Regions from separate parts of the Homo sapiens genome. Here region 2 is linked to region 1. A link is a contact called in ENCODE Hi-C or POLR2A ChIA-PET data. All regions are on one chromosome and are shown on one strand. The core of a region is the stretch at or near the end of the contact, and the rest is flanking DNA. Distances in the headings are between cores, read along the strand shown. Region 1 overlaps ZBTB7C (zinc finger and BTB domain containing 7C). Region 2 overlaps ZBTB7C (zinc finger and BTB domain containing 7C).

Region 1 (7,153 bases), core at 1,572-4,071:
CTCCATAAGGGTGGAGACCACGTGGATTGTTCACCACTTTATAGCCAAAGCCTGGAGTGGTGTGGGGCACAGAATAGGTAGTACATACCTGTGAAGGGAAGGAAGGGAGAGAGGAGCAAAAGGAGGAGGAAGGGAGAAGGAAGGTGAACAGGAAGGAAGAGTCAAGAAGGGAGAGAGGGAGGAGTGAAGGAAGGAGGGAGGAAGGAAGACAAGAGGGAATCTGCCTCCCCTAGCTAGTGGTGCCACCCCCTTTCCTGCCACTATCCCACCTTGGCCAAATTCTGACCAAGCCCTCCTCCTCTGGGATCCATGGTGACAGGCCCAGCCACCCCAACTCCTCCCCACAAGCCAGGCTTAGCTGAAGCTCCTGCCTGGCACCCTCCCCTCCTCCCACAGTGGGTGCCTGATGGTGTTACCTGATACAGTCTGGGAGGAGGGTGAGGCCCTGGCAGCCCTGGGGCCCTCAGGCTGTGAGCAGAGGTCTGGGACCCCGCACAGCCTACTGTGCAGCCAGCCAGGCTAGGAGTCCTGCCCTGCACTCCAGCCTGGCAGGGTACTTTCCCACAGAGAGAACAACCCAGCACCCTGTGCTTGGCCCACACCTCCCCCTCGGAGGTTCCTGAGGGCCCCAGACAAGCACCGGCTGGTCTCCCAGTGCTCCTAAATGGGAGGCAGGCTCTGCTGGCCCCCAATCCTCCCTCTGGGGCTACAGCTCCTTGCCCTTGCCTTCCAGCCCCTGCAGGACAGGGCAGCCAAAGGCCAGTAAGCCCAAAGGACTCCATTTCTCTGGATCACCATTATGTTCTGGAAGAAGTGGAGGAGTTTGATGGAGTTTGGCAAATGGCCGATAGGTTCCAAATGGCTGGGTTGCCCCCCTAACACACAGTGGCAGAAATGTATGTAGCCTTGGCAACTAACAGATTTGGGTAAACTCGGTGACCATATAAAGGGCTGTTAAAGTGTAGCTTAGCTTCAGTTCGTGGCTCCCTGTCTGTTCTCAATGCTAAACGGCAATGCATTATTATTTCAAATTGGCATTTAATACATTTCAATAAAATCTGATCTGTGGATGAAAGTGATAGAGCCATGCCATTACAATCCACAGGTGCTAATATGCAAACAGTGGAGTTCAGAACGGTGAGGTCATAGCCTGTGATTGGACAGGAAGCCAGAGGGGCCACGAAGGAAGAGGCTTGGCATGTCCCTCCTCCCTTGAGCTGGTTCCATTTTCTTTCAGTTTTCCTCAAAATTTAATTAAACATTTGTTAAGCATCCAAGAAGTACAAGGAGGAATGACAAGTGTAGCCTGTGTTAAATGCGGTGTGAAATGTTCACTCCAGCGAGAGAAAGACTGACCCGCTGCCCACGCCACCGTGACACCATAAATATTAGCCTACCTAGTGTGATGAGATTATGGGTTACTTTCCCCCCCGCCCAGTTCACGAATTTTCTCTACAATGGAAGAATTTCATCAAGACAAGATCCAGTCCTTCTGTTTCCCAGATCTAGGATTCTCTCAATAAACACCTGTACCACACATACCTGCCTGGGGCCAGTGACATACCAGGCACGATACAGTAAGAAAAGATGCATGGGTCCTTGCCATCAAGTAGCCAACATTCTAGTGGGAGGGACAGTCAAATAAAAAAATCAATGCGAGCATGAATCCTCTGATCAAGGGTCTGAAATAGATAATGGGGCACAAGATCCTAATTTATCTATGTGGTCAGGAAAGGCCTCTCTGAGGAGGTGACATTCCTGCAAGACCCAAAGTTGGGGGAGCATTTCAGGCTGGGAAATTTGCATAAGCCAAGTCCCACAGCAGGAAGGAGAAGGAACAGTGGGGGGGGTGGTGCGGGGGGGATGCCTATCTGTGATTGCAGTATGGGGTGCAGGGAGTTTGGCGAGAGAAGGGCCTTGAGGGCTATGGTGAATAGTCTAAAGTGCATGTGAGTGCCCTATGACAGGACCAGATGCCTGTTTTAAGTGGATTGCTTTGGCAGTCGTGTGGCGTTGGGCCGAAGGAGCAGAACAGGAATGGGGCAGAGAGACCAGTTAGGAGGTGCCTGTAGAAGTCAAGGTGAGAGGGGATAGAGGCTCCGCCAAGGGCAGCAGTGGCAGAGGTGGCAGGAAGAGGGCAGGTTCGAGCTCTATTTTGGAGACAGACTTGCTGATGGATGGTTTGGCTGGGGGCGCGGGTGGGGGCCAGGAAGGACAGGGAGGCAGCAAGCGTGGCGCTGAGTTTCTGGCTTGAGTATCACTCATTCCCATGTCTGCACATCCTCTAGGATGACTTGCTTCAGCACTCTAGCAAAGGCCAACCTCCCTCTCAGCCTCCCCCTGCCTAACAATACCCTCTTGGGTTCAGGAAGAGTCATTACCCTGCTTGTTCAGATGGATAAACTGAGGCATGCATCAGCAAACCACACTGCCCCTTAGGGAACCAATTGTATGAACCAAAGAGCCAGAGCTTGAACCCCAGGTTGCCTTGAGTCACCAGAGTCACAAAGATGCAGTGTGATGTCCAATTTTATCATATGTCAGGCGGTGTGACCTTAAACAAGTTGTAAAACTTCTCTGAGCTCCAGTTTCCTTATCAGTAAGATGGAGGAAATAACAAGATCTACCCCACAGCGTGGTTGCATAGAGTGAGGGCATAGGCCCTCAGTCAATATTAGTATACTCTTTGCAGATCACAGAGCTCATACATGTGTCTGCCTCTTTATGCACGTGTGTGCAGACACTCTGTATCTGCGTGTGCTTGTGGGCACAAAGCTGTTTGTGTGCCTACATTACAACCCCAGCAGATGACTAGGCCCTGCTGAGGTTTCAAGTTAAGACAGTAGCATGTTTGCTTATGTGCTTCTGTTTAGCTTTCTGAGCCATGCTCGGTGGTTGAAGTAGGAGCTTTCGTCCTCACTGGAACATGAGTGAGTTGTTGAGTTTGGAGCCAGCTGTGAAAGTCAGGGCAGGCTTGCCGTGTGAAGCCAGCGGGCTTCCACGTGCTCTGGCTGACCTGAACCGGGAAGGCGGGGAGCCAGAGGTGGGGGCTGAGAAGGGCTAGGGCTGGAGGAAGGGAGCTGAGGAGGAGGAGGAGGCCAAAGAGGGCCTAGGAAGGAATCCAGGCCCAAAAGGAAATGCACACTCAGATCTGGAGTCTGGTGCATCCAGAGCCCCTTCTGTGGGTGGCTTTGGGAGCCTCCCCTTGCCCTCTCTCCCCACCCACTTCACTAAGACTGCTTTATGTTCCTGTTCCCAGGAGGCAGCTGGCACCGAGGGAGGCTGGAGGGGTGGTGGGGCGGGGCTCCCCACTTTGTGCCCAGAGCCATTCTGAAGGGTGTGTCCCAGCAGGGCACACACACACAGTGATTAGGGGGAGGGAGGAGTGGCATTCACTGTCCACTGCAGGACCCAGCCGGTGGGCTGGACAGCAGCCAGCTCTCCCCAGGCTCTTGGCTGCAATATCACTGGCCCTGGCACCACCCATAGCCTACCCAGACACTCCTTCCAGTCCGGGGACTGGAACCCTGGCTAGGAGGAGCCGCCTGGGGGTAAGCTGGGCTGGGCACCTCAACTCTGTGCACCCCTCCCTACAGCTTCCCTCCCACATCCCGCTCCAGCTGGGTTTGAAAAGGTGCTCCCATCCTTCCTCCTCTCCAAACAAGGCTCTGCCCTGCACTCTCTCCTTTCAGCCAGAAGCTGCACCCATAAACTGGCTCTACCTCATAGACCCCCTCCTGTTTTCTTAACTACTGAGTGAACCCTCTGAACCAGGCCAGCTGCTGGCTTTCCCCAGTGACTCCCCCTCCTGCCTCCACTCCCGCACCTGACATGCCCTCCTCTCCTGCTCCCTGCAGCACCATCTTCCAGGCCTGCCCAGCCCCACTCCTCCTGTAGCCCTGTCCCTGTGAGCCTGCCTTACTAACTGCTCTGCAAAAGCACTGCCCTGTTCCTTATGCACCCACAGGGTGCTGGATGCACCTTGCCCCACTCTCCAGTCCGCCTGTGCTTTATCTGCCCCACAAGAAGAGAGGCTCCGAGGTTGGCACCCCACTGCACCCACCCCACCTCCACCCAGGCCGCTGAGGCAAACCCTTTACGGGCACACAGCAAACACTTCTGGATTCATACTGATTCCATCCAGGTCATGTGTTGGCACCTTTACCTCCTGGGGTCTGGGAGTGGAGTGTGGAGTTAATGCTTCATTGGATATTTAACTAGTGCCTTTGTGGACAAAGGGATTTGACTTCTCAGTCTTTGTCTTGGGTGTTCCGGGAGTACCTGGTTTTTGATAAAAAGCTATGGAGTCATCCAATCTTGGAAACTGTCCACCTGCTCTGATGAAGCACCCCTGCTTCTTCCCTTCAGCACCCAATTCCCTGACCTAGCAGCCTCTCCCCACCACATCCTGGCTGCCCAGCCTCTCTCTCCCCTCACGCAGCAGTCCACAGCCCTCTTTCCACAGCATGGAGGGTTTGACAGATGCATTCTAGTCTATTGTGGAAATGCCTGCTCCCCTGCCTGCAGCGGTGGGTATTTACAGTTTTAGAGGGAACCACAGAGAGAGACCCGACCTTTCCTGCCTTCCTGACACAAGTTTCCCTGCCTCTCTGGGGCAGGCTCCCTGCAGGGCATACCCCGAGAAGGAATGAATCTCTAACATTGGAATTTCAGGCAAGGGGCACCTGTTGGAGGAGATAGTTTTGTCTGAACCATCTTTCTGGGGCTCTGCAAAGCACAGCCTCATCCCTGGACCTTCATGGCCAATGCACCTTTGAGATTTACTTCTGGTTTCAGGATCCTTTAAGGCTCATGGCCTGCCGGAGAAGAGTGGCAGAGGCCATGGAAGGCCAAGCACCTCGTTGGACTCTTGTTTTGTGCTTATTTTCCATGGCACCGGGGTAAGATGATCAACAGGAAAGATTCACTCCCCTGGCGCTTCCCCCATTTCTGAGAACAGTCAGCAGAGGTATCAAGGCATTAAATGGTTATTTCCTCCAGGTGACCAGTCAGTTCCAGGGTAAAAGAGGCCTGACAGCACCCAGCTGGCCAGAGCCTCCCAGGTGGCAGTTTTCAAGAAGGCTCGAAGGAGAGGTTTGTGTGAGGTTTGAAGGAAAGGCCTGGGAGAGGGTGTTTGGCCACACCTCTGTGATTGGTGGCTGGCCCACCCCAGTGTGGACTGCCGGAATCTCCAGTTGGCATTTCTGAGTCAGCCTGCGTGATATGTCTGTTTGTTCGAGGGGAAGGGGTGTCTGTGGGTCCCACCCACAAGGTCTCATGATCTCCAACGGAGGAGGGAGCTGCAGTGCTGTGGTTACTTCCTGCACTCCCTCTTTTTTTTGTTACTTAAAGGATTGCTGTTTAGTGTTTGATTTGGTTAAGTTACACTCACGACCCTGTAAGGAGAAAACATATAATTCTAGTAATTTTATTGGGCTTAGGTTTCAGGCAAATGGAAATAAATTGCCTCTAAAAAGACAGACACGCTGAATTGAATAAAACAATAATAATAAAAAGCCTCCCTTGCTTTGAGATAAGTGGTAAGTCATTTTGTGAAGTACTAGAGAAGGAGAGTGGGGGGAAACCCACAAAAAACAAAACGGAGGAACCCGGAAGAAAAGAGGGGAAAAGAAAAGCTCCTCCACCGCCCTTGCCTTTATTTCTGCTTTACCTTTTCCAAAGATCTTAATTTGGTGTCATAAAGTGAAGCGTAACGCGCGAGTGGTGAGATCGTCCTGTCCTGCGCTTAACAGTACAGGTGGACCAAAGGGGCTCCCGGCCAAATACTTCTGGTTGGAGGGTGGGGAGGGAGTGCTCTCTCAAAACCACTCCTGGAATGGCTTAACTCGCCCAGCACGAATCAATGACAACCTCCCGCCGGCTGCGGCAGGCTCCCGCGAGCAGCGCGGCCGCGTGGATTCCCAGCCCGGGACCCTGGCGGCGCTCAGGACACGGCCCGGGCACGAGCGCGGCGTCCCCGGGGCGGCCAGGTGGGTCTGCGGCGGCCTCGGCCCGCCTCTGGGCTAGGATCGGGGCTCTGGGGAGCCCAGCGGCCGGGCCGTGGGGAGGGGGTGGGGGAGGAAGCCCTTCCGGGCGGCCGGGAGAGCGCTGCGGGCATTCTCGCTACGCGCTGCGGGGACCCTGTGGCCGGGTGGCCGCGGGGCGGCTCTGGCTGGCGCGGGTGGCGGCGTCCGCAAAGCGTTCAACTCCCCCAGCCTCGCCGGAGCTCCTGCGGGGCGTGGGGCCACGCACCTCTTCCGAAATAGGAGAGAGGATCTGGAACTCTGCAGAGAGCAACTCTCGCCACTGCCCCATTGCCGCCGGCCCACGCCAGCGGGCTCCTTTGGGGCGAGGGGCCAGCCGAAGGAACGTAAGGGCACTCCGAGAGGGAGTTGCGGGTGTACCTTGGTAGTTTAAATTGTCTCCCCCAAGAATGCTTGGTCCTCCTGAGAGTCAGATGCAAAACTTGGGGACGGGAGGGAGGGGGGACAAAAGCCATGGCAACTTGGCAAAAGTCGAGGGCCGGCGATACGGGCAGAAATTAAAGGAGCGATTGGCAGAAGTCCAGCTAGGCGCGCGGCGGGAGCCCTGTCAGGTCCCTGGGCTCAAATCGCGCGCTGAGCTGGGTGGGTGGGGGGCTCTTCCCTGGACTCCAACCTGGGGGTGAGTGGATGGGGAGCACTCCCACCCGAGCAGGCGAGTCGAGCTATAGTCTCTCAGCTCCGGAGACGGCCCGGTGTGGGTGGCGCAAAAGGACTGACCCCGTGCGTCCCCACTCCCGCGGGCGCCCGGGCCGGCGTCACCCACTGGAGCGCCTGAGTTCCTGCAGGCGGGCGCAGCGGCCGCGGGGCTGGCCTGGGAAGGACGATGGAGAGAGCTTCCCCCTAACCCAGCACCCACGCCCCCCTGCCCGCCGCCCACCCCGCGCGGAGCATCCAGCGTCGGGTCCCCCACGCCGTGCTCTGTGGTGAGGGCTCCAGGGTCGCTCCTTTCTGTTCCTGGCTTCCGTTGTCCTGGCTGTGTCTGTGCCGGCAGGCGGGTGGGCAGCGGGCGGCTGCCTTCTTTCTTTTAATAGCTGGTACCCAGCTTCGCGCAGAAGGAAGCCCCACTCCAGCGACTTATTGGTCGGCTAGTGGCAGACCACTTCCAGTTC
Region 2 (7,153 bases), core at 3,467-5,966, 46 kb before region 1:
GCCCCACTGGGCTTCCGTGGCCTTGGTTGTAAAGTGAGAGATTTGTACGACTCCCCCAAGCATGGGACTTGTTTTCCCCAAAAGAGACTCCAAGAAGAACAACACCAATTTTGTGTCACATGCCGATTATAAGTGCTGTGCCCAAGAAAGGTTAGTGCAGATTGGGTGGTGGGGGGAAGATGTCATGAATTTGCCTCAACTTTCAAGGCCTCTCTACAAAGGCTGCTGAGAGGGGGGATCTTTAGCAATGGGCACAAAGGCCATGGACAGCAAGGCTGTGTCTGCAGTGGGCTCTGCACTGTGCTCAGCTCAGGGCCTGCCTCTCTGGGGTGCCTTGGGCCTCCCATGCACTGAAGCCCACAGTCGCTGTTTCATTCTAGGCATAAAATCCCACTGTCCCCAAACCATCCTGTCTAGTGGCTGTTCCCTTCTGAAGGATGTCATGCAGGCTAAATTTCATACTAAACTCACAAGTCATATAGGTAGAGTTGCAAAGGGCCCCTGAGTTCATGGGCTTGATTTGAGCACTGCTTCAGTGTCTGCTAGCTGGATGACACTAAGACAATTGCTCAGCTCCTCTGTGCCTCCGTCATCTTGTCTACAACCCTCCTGCACGGAGTTGGCAGGCAGGATTCACACCTTTTCATATCTGCATCCCCAGCAGGTACTCAACAAATGTGTTGAATCTATTCTACCTACCTGATACATACGTGGGAAAATACTTCTTTAATCATAAACCATCATATAGTTAATATCAATGGTAATGTTAAGATTAGTATTAATGTTGTTCCTTACAGAGTCTTGATTCACACTTAGTCTTCTTCTTGCTCCTGATAATCCTGGGCAGTCTGGAGGTGGGGGCAAGAGTGTTTGTGGCCACACATTCACAGACAGACACTGCACTCCCACCTTCCCAGCATCTGCCCGCACCCAAGGCAGAGAGAAGAGGGACGGATGATGATAGGGAGAGAAAAGGATGTCAGGAAAAGCCTTGGCCAACAGCACTCTGGTCAAGGGCCAAGTGTTTCTCCCCACGACAGCAGGCAGGAGCCAGAGCCCCTCCACTCCACTCCCTGAATGTTGCTTCCATTTCTCACCTGTCGGGAAGAGCCAGGAGCATCTGCCCCGCAGAGGCCAGCCCTTGACAGACAGCACTGGCTGGTCACCGAGCCAAGGAGAGACAGAGCTTGGATGATGCCCTCCTGCCCCTTTCCAGCCATTTTTGGAGATTCAAGAAAACAACTCATTAGTCTTGAGTATTCCTTAATGATCTAATGAGAGCAAGGCGAGCCAGGTCGTTGGGATTGAGAGCACCCAGGTCAGGGCCTGGGAAGGCACCTGAAATGATTAAGGACCTTGTTCTGGCTGCAGAGGTGTGAACTTATGCCGTATCTATCCAAGGCGAGGGGCACCTGGAAGGATGGGTGGGGGAGAGGCAGCAACTGCTAACTTGGAAGGTCACTAGCTAATTTCACATTCCTAAAATTGAATCATAATTTTATTTTTCTAAGTTGGAAGAACCTTTGAGACCACTCCCTTGTTTTGCAGATGGGAAGACAGAGGGGACGAGGCTTGTCCAGAACTCCTGTCAGTCTCCCCCTGTCTCCAAAGCCTGGATTTTTTTTTTCTTTTTTACTTCTAACATTATTTTTGAGGCTTAAAGTACATTCCAAGAAAAAAAATCCAGGGCATAGAAAAAAAATTACCCATGCTATTTATTCACTCTCACTTGGAGAAGCTGTTAGCTCTAATGACCTTTCCAAATTAATAAAATCTGTAAATGCTCAATTGTTTATTGCACACATTGAGTTACACCTCTAAGTGACTGGAAGGAACTGAGCGTTCACCTGGAATATTTAGCTCCAGGGCTCTGCAGCCAGCAGTCATGCTTTGTGCCCTGGGCAGGGGAGCTATGGTTAGAATTCCCTGAGAAAGGAGGCAAGGCAATCCGGCAACCATGGTGTGCTCAGCCCTGAGCTACAGCTTGTGGTGGACAAAAAAATGTTAGCAATAATCATTGCTCAGGGTTCCTTTCAGGGACTTATTAGAAGAGACCAGATTTTCAGACAAGAACATGAGATAGTACCTAAGAAGTGATTGATTACGGGCTGTGGCATTCAGAGAAAGTACAACTGGGAGGGATCTGGAAGGCTTGATGAGGGAGGTGGACTTTGATGTGGACCCAGTAGAAAGAGTAAAATTAGTTCAGATGGCACAGGAAGGGGCTTTCTAGGCAGGGGTATGAGGTGAACAAATGGTAACAATGAAAGTGTAATAGGAGCCCAGGTTCCCGGTGGGGAGAGCAGACAGGGGACACAGGGATAGGACTGGCTAAGTGGAAGGAGGCTGAGTTCTGGAAGGTGATGGTGTTTGGACTTCAAGAGGTGGGAATAGGAGAATCCTGTCTCTCAATGCTCAGACCCCTCTCTCTGTCTGAGGCCACATTGCACAAACACCATGCTTATGAGCCATGGGCTCTGATATAGTTTGGCTGTGTCCCCACCCAAATCTCATCTTGAATTGTAACTCCCATAATTCCCAGATTCTGTGGGAGGGACCCAGTGGGAGATAATTGAATCATGGGGCTGGATTCCCCCATACCGTTCTCATGGTAGCAAGTGAGTTCTCACGAGAGCCAATGGTTTTATAAGGGGCTTTTCCTCCTCTTCACTCTGCATTCTCCTTGCTGCCACTATGTGAAGAAGGATGTGTTGCTTCCCCCTCCACCATGATTTTAAGTTTCCTGAAGCCTCCCCAGCCATGCAGAACTGTGAGTCAATTAAACCTCTCTCCTTTATAAATTACCCAGTCTCGGGTATGTCTTTATTATCAGTATGAGAATAGACTAATACAGGCTCCCTGGCCCAGTCACACTGTCCATTATGTCCTTTGGTCCCAGTGAGTCTCCCTGTCCAAGCTTGTGAATGACACAGGCCACTCTGACTTCCAAAATGAAGATGGACTGAAGTCTTGCAGAGAAACAGTGTGGAGGTGTATGCTGTGCTATTGTTGCAGGGGGATATTTATTTTAACCATTTGTTAAGTGTGTAATTCATTGAGTACATTCACACTGTTGTGCAATCATCACCACCATCCATCCTAGAACTTTTACATCTTTTCAAACGAAGCTCTGTCCCCATTAAACAATAACTCCTCATTCTCCTCTCCCTGCCCAGCCCCTGGCAACCACCATTCTACTTCCTGTCTTTTTTTTTTTTTTTTTTTTTTGAGACGGGGTCTTGCCCTGTTGCCCAGGCTGGAGTACAGTGGCACCATCTCGACTCACTGCAAGCTCTGCCTCCCGGGTTCACGCCATTCTCCTGCCTCAGCCTCCCGAGTAGCTGGTACTACAGGCACCGGCCCCCACACCCGACTAAAGTTTTGTGTGTGTGTATTTTTAGTAGAGACGGGGTTTCACCGTGTTAGCCAGGATGGTCTCGATCTCCTGACCTCGTGATCTGCCCACCTTGGCCTCCCAAAGTGCTAGGATTACAAGCATGAGCCACCATGCCCGGCCTTCTACTTCTTGTCTTTATGGATTTGACTTCTCTAGGTACCTCATATAAGTGGAATCATACAGTATTTGTCTTTTTGTGACTGGCTTATTTCACTTAGCATAATGGCCTGGAGGTTCATCCATGCTGTAGCCTGTATCCGAATTTCCTTCCACTTTAAGGCTAAATAAAATTCTGCTGTATGTATTTACCACATTTGTTTATCCATTCTTCTCCCAATAGACGTTTGACTTCCCTCCGTCTTTTGGCTATTGTGAACAATGCTGATGAACGTGGATGTACAGATATCTGCCCCATTCCCTTGCAGGAGGATTGAGCTTTTTAAAAACAAAGTGCTTCCAGCTTTCAAATGATCAGAGCTGATCTGCCGGCCCTCACTGCTAAGGCTCCACAAGGAGCAGATTGCCAGCTTGCCACTGCTTGTGTGCTAAGACCCTCCTCCCTTGAGCAGAGCTGCACAGTATCCTCTGCCAGGGACACAGATCAAAGCTGGCCTCTCGCACCCACCCCTTTTCCCCATTCCGAGCTAGGCTGCTCAGTCTGCGCTTCAGCCAGTGTCAAGGCCTCTTTGCCTTCACTTCTTATCCTGAAGTGCATCAGTCATGTCGAATTTGTCCCTCGCTGAGGTAGCAAATGCTTTGTGCCCTTGCTTGGTAAGTTATTTCCCCACCTTCGAAAATGTATTTAGCCACGATTGTAAAAGCCAACTAAAATCACTCATTAACAGTCTCCCCTCCTGTCCAAGGAGCTCCCCACTTCCTGACTCCCTCCAAAAATCCACGTATGCATCAGCAGAACTAAAGGGCATCCTGTCTTGAAGCATCACTGCCTCTGGGCGTTAATTGCCCAGACTCACATTGCAACACTTTACAGTGATGACACACTCAGGCGAAATGCAGGAGAATTCACAGTTCAGGTTAGCGTTGTCATTAACTCAAGTCTTTGGTGTCAACTCCCTCCCGCCCCGAACGTTCCTGCCTGGCCTTACAGTCAACCTCCCCGATGCATTTTCTGGCCTTTGTTGGTTTGTGTCAGCTCTTGAACATTATTTAAATGTAGTTTGGGGTCCATGAATGCAATTACCATTGTGTTATTATTCAGAGCCAGATTGTTAAGATGCAGGCAGCTGTACAAGGAGATGCCCTGTGCTGTGAGGTCCAATTTAGGAAGGCCTTCCGAGCTGCACGCGCAGGGTTGCTAGGCAACCCCATGCTACAGAAGTGGAGGCCTCACTCCGGAGTGGGAAGAAGCCAGGGCGCCTTCAGGGAATTGGAGGCAGTGGTCAATCTGAGACTGGCACAGCGCCGGGGAGGGAGAGGGAGGCAGCGTGGGCCGAGCCCACGGGCCTGGAGGGGTGGAATCCTGCGAGGAGCGAGGGGCACCCACCCAACTAGCATGCAGTGTGCCTGGGGAGGGGAGAGTGCTGCTGGGAGTGAGAACACAGAGAAGGTGCAGAAGCCTGAGGTCGGCCGGGAAACTGCTGAGGATACCCAGAGCAGATGCTAATATGATTCTCCGTCCCTTTCTTCTCTTTGCAGGAAATGAGCAGATTTGCAGAAAAACTGGTGTCCTGAAATTTAAAACTAAGGCATCGGTGCTTGTGAGTATGAATTTTGCTTTTTTAGTTCTGTGGCTTAACAATGTTCCTGGGAAGTGGGTGGATTTCCCTGTTAGGGGAAAAGAGCATGACCTGGATGGGATTGGCTTTTGGTTCTTCTTCTGGAAGCTTCCTCCCTTGGGGTGGAGCTGAACCCAGGAATGTAAGGCACTGAATTGGAGGAGGGTGGTTTGAACCCTGGCTCTGCCCTCTAAGTGGAGAATGTTCCCACTGGCTCATGAAAGAGTCACTCCCTTGACTCGATTGCTGTGCGGGAGAGCAGGACTCTAGAAAAAAGAGAGATGTGCATTTTTTTTTTACTTGGGGCCACAAACAGTTTGTACAGTTCTAAGTTTGCTGCTAGGTTGACCCCCTATTCAGAACAGTAAATTCTCATAGAGGCCATTTAACAGTGTGTTAAACTAAGTGCAGTCACAGGAACCAATCCATTAATCAATCTGAGAATGTCATTAATCACCAGGTGCCAGGCAGCACCTGGAAGCTCTGGGAAATCCACGAGAAGCAGCAGGCATTGGCTCTGTTTTGGAGGAGCTTTCAGTCCAGTTCAGGAAGAGAAGACACCTGCATATGAGACAAAGAACTTTATGACCAGGTGTGTGCACCAGCTCTGGCTGGCATGGCCCGGGCAGAAATGCTGGGGATGGGAAATGGTTAGGGAAGACTTCCTGGAGAAGGAGAGGCTTGAACTGGACTGATGGAGGAGGGAGGCCATTCCAGGAAGGAAGGAACAGGGGTGGATGCCTATGTGGAGGATGGTGTAGGCATGGGTCTGAGGGTGGGAGGGGAGAAGATGCTGGTGAGGTTGGACAGGGCCAGGTGCTGGAGGGCTTGGCATGGCTTCAGGAATGGTCCAGATGCAAAGAATCAGGATGGAATAAAGGATTCTTCACCTATGTAAATAAAATTTAGTTTCTGCCTGTTTGTCGGCCACTCCACGATATGAAAATGGCTGCATGAATTTTTCACAAACTTGAGGTTGTATTTGAGATCAGTCTATACACTGAGTAGATTATAGGAAATCTGCATTGGAGATACTCCCTTTGTCTCAGAGAGAGAGAGGGAATGAGAAAGACAGAGAGAGAGAGAGAGAGAGAGAAAATTCTCCACACAGCTGCAGCCAAGGGCCACCAGAGCCCTGTGAGGCCAGTAATGGGGCCACATCTTGAGCTCCTGGCGGACAGTCACCAATACAGCACTCCCAATTGTCCACTTGCCTTTCCCCCAGAGCCACTTCTCACGCAGGGAGCTCTAGGTACTGTGCTCAGGATGAGGGGCAGCTGGGATATATTTATTTAATGATGATTAATTAATATTTGTCCCAAGCAAGCAGGAGAAGGTAGCTAGTTATAAATCTCCATAACAACAGCCAGTATTCACATTGGATGAGCAATTTGCAGCACTCTTGAAGGTACTGCCTCATAGGTGCTTTACAAAGGCTCTATCCAGTATTCCCATTTTGCAGATGAAGAAACTGAGGCTCAGAATCATTCAATATTTGCTCTAGTTTGCTCTGCTAGTAAGTGGTAGAGCTGCCTAAGACGTCCACACTGACTTTCCGCTGCACATAACTGGACATTGCTCAGATTATGCAACAGGTCCTTTTGGCTCAGCCCTTGCCTCCTGCTTATTCATCCTGGGGAAGAAGAGTCATCATTGTGCTGCGCCACGGGGTCCAGTTGTCAGAACTCTGTCTGTTCTGGATGTCCATGTTTTGCTGTTGCTGGCTTTCGTGGGCTGTATTATGTCAGACTGGTGGTCTTCGGCAAGGCAGGAAGGTGGTTATGGTGCTGCCTTCAAGGAGGAAGGCTCACGTGTGCTTCCAACTCCTGGGACAACCCTCTGAAAAGATGCTGGAGGGCTTCATTTTGAGCCACTGGTGACTGACTTAGGTTGGGCTTCCTAGAAGCAGAGCCTGAGTCAGTTTTCAGTGGGATGTGATGTATCCAGGGAGAGCTCTTAGGAAACACTTGTCAAGGAGAGAGGGAAGCAGGGTAAAGAAGCAAGAGCTGAGTGGGAATGT

The links. A loop is a pair of places that touch in the nucleus more often than their neighbours do. ChIA-PET counts read pairs that join two places held with the same protein, here RNA polymerase II (POLR2A). Pooled maps may share reads with other maps.
Region 2: a loop to region 1 is called in a map of heart right ventricle, with 6 times the contacts of the local background. The contact joins two enhancer-like sites. A Hi-C loop is called at or near these places in 3 of 168 maps with a recorded cell type or tissue (GM12878 and heart right ventricle) and 3 of 50 pooled maps. POLR2A ChIA-PET finds 5 or more read pairs at or near these places in 1 of 52 experiments (SK-N-SH).

Annotation. Positions count from the first base shown.
Region 1 is chr18:48,135,844-48,142,996 of GRCh38, reverse strand. The region is part of intron 3 of ZBTB7C (zinc finger and BTB domain containing 7C); the gene reads left to right. Among named protein-coding and RNA genes, the nearest start is that of ZBTB7C-AS1, 23 kb to the left of the region's middle. RefSeq lists an enhancer at 3,460-3,959. Within about 2 kb of position 2,821, at least 3 of the 41 ENCODE cell types and tissues checked have a DNase peak (open chromatin) inside an H3K27ac peak, as active enhancers do.
Region 2 is chr18:48,183,896-48,191,048 of GRCh38, reverse strand. It overlaps ZBTB7C (zinc finger and BTB domain containing 7C), which reads left to right. Exons shown (of 5, transcript NM_001318841.2): 3 at 5,054-5,115. It also overlaps a transcript of ZBTB7C-AS1 not described here. Among named protein-coding and RNA genes, the nearest start is that of ZBTB7C-AS1, 25 kb to the right of the region's middle. RefSeq lists enhancers at 4,310-4,827, 4,828-5,346. Within about 2 kb of position 4,716, at least 3 of the 41 ENCODE cell types and tissues checked have a DNase peak (open chromatin) inside an H3K27ac peak, as active enhancers do.